Linked DNA regions of Homo sapiens: region 1 is linked to region 2. Evidence: chromatin loops called from intact Hi-C (ENCODE). Cell type or tissue: ascending aorta. All regions are shown on one strand. Links, peaks and the distances in the headings refer to the core of each region. The heading gives the core; the rest is flanking DNA.

Evidence for each region. Hi-C counts contacts between places; a loop is a spot of excess contacts. Peaks named below come from ENCODE experiments on the same cell type or tissue, not always from the same donor. Only the 100,000 strongest peaks of a DNase experiment are listed, where the experiment ranks them.
Region 1: a loop joins it to region 2, with 2.8 times the contacts of the local background. A loop is called at or near these places in 3 of 110 quality-filtered maps.

Annotation. Positions count from the first base shown.
Region 1 is chr9:81,847,026-81,849,946 of GRCh38, reverse strand. No RefSeq gene overlaps it. Among named protein-coding and RNA genes, the nearest start is that of SPATA31D4, 80 kb to the left of the region's middle. In ascending aorta, for the core only: a CTCF peak has its summit at 1,290; no DNase peak of the experiment used is centred there.
Region 2 is chr9:81,497,591-81,500,511 of GRCh38, reverse strand. No RefSeq gene overlaps it. Among named protein-coding and RNA genes, the nearest start is that of TLE1, 190 kb to the left of the region's middle. In ascending aorta, for the core only: no CTCF peak of the experiment used is centred there; DNase peaks (open chromatin) are centred at 767 and 1,351; H3K4me3 peaks cover 1,239 bases; H3K27ac peaks cover 1,498 bases.

The sequences.
Region 1 (2,921 bases), core at 291-2,790, 350 kb before region 2:
TCTTCCCTCTTCGCTTTACCAACTCATCTTCTCCTCACCTCTAAGCTCTTAACTTATATCAGTTCCTCAGGAGCACTTGAGGAAGAACCTCTGCTTCCTGCTTAAGCCAAATTCCTATGTTGTAAACTCCTTTGCACCATCAGCCAGCTCATGAATTCTTCATGGAATGCTTCACAGGGCACTTACATGATCTCACATGATCATCTGACTTCTGCCTGGTCTCCCCACTAGACTGTGAGCTCCATGAAGGCAAGGATTCTATTTTTGCTTACCACCGCATCCCAGAGCCCAGCACAGTGCCTGGCACATATTAGATACTGAATAAATACATTTGGAAGGAAGGATGGACAGAAGGAATGACGAATGAATAAATAAGAGGGGCAAACTGATACTGCTAAAATAAGAATGAGGGCTAGAATTTTAAGTGAATGATAATAGTAGGTAACACATATTTAACTTCCAATGTTAGGTACTATTCTAATATATATATACCATACATACATATACCAATTTCTTTCTTATGACAACCCTATAAGGTAGTTATTTTTATTCTCCCCACTTCGTAGATGAGGAAACTGAGCCACATAGAGGTTCCTCAAAATCACACAGCTAGCAAATGCAATATATTATACTTTATAATGGAAGAGATATTATGACCATACATAACACAAGAATACAATCTGCCCTGGGACCCTTCTTGCCTAACCACTTTAAAGGGTTTCAGAGACTGCTGCTTTTAAGGGTTAAGGATTTATCTTATTTGGGATTGGACTGTGAAAGTGAAAAACTGTGTCAATCACCCCAATAGATGAAGATCGGAGAATCTCTGACCCCTGGACTTCAGCTGCCTCTGTGTCACCTTTTGAGGTAAGATATTTCCACTTCAAAGTAAGAGTGGTCTGATTAAAACAAACTCACATAAAGTAATAACCTGTTCTCACCTCAGTTTTGACTATATTGTTTTAAAATCAGCAGGACAGAAATTGAAGCAGCTAAATGCATAAAACAAAGAGAAAAAAAGAGCTCAGAGTATGGGAAGAAAAAGGAAACAGTATTTCCCTAGGAAAAAAGATTGAAATCGAGATGTATTTGTTTAGAAAAGAGAAGGTGAAAAGGAATGTGCTGCCCTCAGATATCTACAGGAAACCACTCACTGAACATGCCACCATAGACTGATTTATTTTTGGCTTAACCTGGACTAGAAAGCCTAATGTTTAGACAAGGCAAATTCATCTTGGAAAGGGAAGAAGAGAGGAAGAGCACTAAATGGAAACAACAAATAACTTAGTTGCAAAATGAAACTCTAGATGGAGCAGTTCCCTCTATTTGAATTTCCTTTGGTGACTGATACTGATTTCGCTGGATTAGCAACTATTGGAAAAAGGACTGGTTGGAATACATTAGCTCTGTGATAGGAAATAAAAATTGGATGATGTACCACTTACAAAATAGAACCTGAATCTCTGGGCAGGATCCATGTAAAGAGAGGAAGGCAGAAGAGAAAAAGGAGGAGGATGACAGAGAGGAAGAAGAGGAGAGGGAGCGAGAGGAGTTATAGTAAGAAGAATTTCGAAAAGGTGTCCAGAAACTTGGTGTGTCCTGTGGAATATGATAGAGGGCACAAGCTCTGGAGTCCAACTGCTAGAGTTTGAATCCAGCCTCAGTCAACTACTAGTTGTAACCTCCCTAAACTCAGGTTTCCTATCTTTGAAATTGGGATTATAATTGTACTTAGCTCATAGGATTTCTTTAAGGAGTAAAGAAACTAATCCTTGTTAACTTCATAGCACATAGTAAATGCTTAATAAATATTTGTGCCACTGCTGTTGTTGAAGATGATCTATCCCCCTGATAACATAAATCTGAAATACCAGCTGTACTGAATAATGTTGGAATTGACCAGAAATAACCAGGGGTAGTGTTATATTAGACTCTCTTCTGGAAGGGGTCATCACCAAACAGTGAGCTTTACACTTAGATACAGAAACCCAAGATAAGATACAATTTTCCAGAAATTGTCCATTCTAGGCTGGTTCTATGAAATCATTTTCTCTCTCTCTTTTAGCTTTCAGTCACCATCCTTTTTCCCTCTGCTTACTTTTCTACTTTGTACTCTGTTTTCTAGTCCTTTGAAATCTCCGCTCTTCTCCCCATGTGAGGATCCTGTCCAGACAGACTAACCAGACCTGTTTCCTCCATGCTTTAAACACTGGGGGCCTAACGGGGAAAACGTTTTCTTTGGGTGGGTGCCAAGTAACGTTGGGGAGTGGGAGAGAGTTTTTAATGACACAGTAAGAAAGAAAATATTTATGTTTCATTTTAATTGAACTTTTCAAGCTCACTATTTTTTAGTAGATGAAAAAGATCAACATATGAGAACGCTGGAAATTACACATAGCTCTGGTTTCATGCACAAAAGTGGAAAAAGCAAATGGGGCAAAGGGAAGTCTGTTGGAGGCATCTTATGGGAAGAGCTGCCCCAGCAAAAAAAAAAAAAAATTGAGCTTAGTGGCACTGCCTTTATCACTGCATTTCTATGATTGGGACAGATCCTGTTGGACAGGCCCATAAAATTGGCAAGATAATGAACAAGTTCATTAAATACCTTTCTATTTGTTGGGTCTACTGCAGTGCCTTCGGGAGCAAGTTTATAGAGTGTCACACCTGTTAAACCTGGCAAAGGGACCATTGTGAAAGGACGCGGTTTACCTTGTTGAGAGACTCCAGAAATCACTGCTTTTGTCACTGTTAAGCGTTTACCATGTGTTAGGTACTGTACTAACTGCTTTAGACATACGATCTCATTTAAATCTCCCAGCAGCTCTGTGAAGTAGGTATTGTTAAAATTACTAGGCAATTTACTTGGGTCACACAGCTGATGAATACAGGAGCTGGGGTCTTAGGTCAGTAAAACACCAAAC
Region 2 (2,921 bases), core at 267-2,766:
ACCACAGTCCATAGCATTGCTAGCTTATTCGAAGGTCACACCATGATATAGACAAGAAGGGCAAATCTTTAGGGAAAATTGAGGTTGTGGTCTGGTGCACTGTTGTGTTGTTGACTGTATCACCACCTTGATCTTTTCAGCCAGGGGTCATAGCAGGGTTATGGCATGGAATGGTATAGCTCTTGGCTGATGAAGCCACTCTCTGGGTCGTAGTAGCCCTGGTGGCCTCATTGTGGGGGACCACCTGAATAAGAAGTGCATAATTGAATGTGTGGTTCTAATCAAAGCTACTTCGAAATGTTTTGATGGACCATCATATCTGTCTTGGTATTTAAAACTCCCTTAGTAAGTGGTCATTAGACTGCCTCTCCACATCTCCCCTCCCTCTTTTTTCCCAGTGTCTTCTCTTGGCATGGAATGATAGAAATATCCCCAAATATTCGCACACTTCAGAAACATGCTGTACCCTGAGTATGTCTCACAAAGAAAATGTTGATAGACTTTGCATCGGGCTCATAAAATTCTAACCTAAAAAAATTATGGGCCTGGGTCAAAAGAAGTATGTACAAAAAGCCATTTGGACTCTGTGCAAAGGATTGTTGACACAGAACATACTCTTCTTTTAGACCATCAGTGGGAGACTGGCTGGTCTCGAGCCATGCATAAATCTGTCCATGTGCAATTGGTAGCAGTTCCTAATTGTGGAAAAGGAGGGTAGGAACGGACTCAAGCAGAGAAAGCTGAGACTGGCAGGCAGGGCAGAGCCAGGAGGGAGACACCCAGCACTTGATGCCACCCTTCCAGAAAGCCTCCACCAAGGGACTGCATTGAGCATACATTACCATATTTTCTGGAGCTCAGGAAAATAAGACCATAAATAATGAATAGGTACACCAGACTGCATTGTGGAATGGTTGGATATTGAGAGGAAGAATGTGTCCAGGCTAAGAGATGGGCAAGTAGAGCAGCATTTGCTGAATATTGGGAAAAGCTGAGTGTCCCAATTAATTTTTATGAAAACTTCTCCTGTACCCCAGCTATCCAGCCTGTGCTCTCCAATAGGGGAAGGAGGGGAAGGACATTAATACTCTTGGTTCTTGATGGGTAATACATTGTAAATAGCCTTGGATGGGGGCATTCTTACATGTCTGGAAGGCTAATTTTCAGGCGCTGAGTTTACTCTCCAAACGTTTCCCTGTGAACTGTCTTTCTCTGGGTTGGAACACTTTGTGCCACCATTGGAAAGCCTCTTTTGTAAATTTTTACTCCATTATGTTGCAATTTTAACATCTCATGCTTTTGGCACTCGAAGCATTTTTATAATGGTCTTTGGTTTATTTTTGGCTCAGTTTTACGGCTCTCTGCCAGCCTCCAACTTCTGCTGTGTAGCTGACCCAAAATAGTTTCAAAGGCTCAGATGCAACTTGATATCAAAATTTTTTCCCCACGTATTAAAGTTAGCCTTGTAAATGCTGAAGGCACGGAAAAAGTTTTCCTGAGTAGTTATTAGACTCACAGGACGTGTCGTACCTTCGGCTCATGAGATGAGAAAGGCAAATTTCTATGTCACTTGTAGGTAAATCCAAATAAAAGATGCCTCTGCAGTAAGGTGCTTTCTACAAGTCAGAAAAAAGTTCCAGATGTATAGAAATTGGGTTGACATTTAAAGGGTTCTAAATATGCTCCATAACCAGCTAGGCTGACGAGTGTCCTCATGAATCTTCACCATCTGATTCCTCGTGACTATATATTACTACTTCCACCACCACCAGCTAACAATGCTAACAATTATTCTCTGATTACTTTTAATGTGCCAAGACTTTTACCATCTACGATCTTGTTAAAGTATCTCATTAACTGTTTATAATTGGAACGATTTTCACCACTGTTTTACAGATAAGAGAATTTGTGATTTAGAGCAACGATTTCCAAACAGGGTTGTAGAATTTCCTGGGGGGTTTTCAAAAATCTCAATGCCTCGGCAGCAACCTGTGCCCATTGCATCAGAATGACTAGGGGTGGAAACCAGGCATTAGTATTTTTAAAAAATACTAATGAAAAAGATGATTTTAATGTACAGTAGTTTCATGTTTGGAAACCACTGGCTTAAACAGATTTGAGAGATTAGCTGAGAATTACCCTGCTACCAAACAGTAAAACGAAGAGACCATTTGAGTCTAAACCTTGTACTTTTACTAATATACCAGGATGCCTTTCATACTCCTGCAGAAAAAATTATAAAATTTATACAATAATGTAGTCTATGGACCCTACTCTCAATGAATTTATGGTCTGAGGAAAAAAATGATGTAAGTAAAGACCAAATCAGCATTAAGCGACGTAGCACTGGTTATGAACTCAGGAAAATTTGAGAGCTACTCAACTAGCCAAGGACATGGGATGGCTTGGATTTGGTGCCTTATGTAAAAGAAACACTGAAAAAAAGCCACTCTAACAAAAGTTGAGATCTGTTAAAATCAGAGGTAGAGATTGAAGAACACTGACAGCAATGATGTTAGCACTAGGGAAATGGATTCTTTGGGAAATTATATCATACATTCACTTATCAAATAATTTACTCATTATTAGAGGCAGGGTGCTTTAGACGTATTTAATGCCACAGTAACCCAGAGTGGTATGATTATCCCTATTTTACAGATAGAAAAACTGAAACTCAGTGTAGATAAAACTGGAACTCACATAACTTAGAAGTTTCAGACTTGGAATTCACATTCAGATTTATTTAACTAATATTGATAAAGGCCCTACTGTGTGCCAAGGAGTGAGATAGATGCTGGGGATATAAGGGCATATAAAAGCATAGTCCGTGGTCTTATTGACCTTCAAGTCTAGTGAGTAAAACAGACATGAACCAAACTTTCATACAAAACACATAAAAATGTAAATGTGTTCTAGTATAT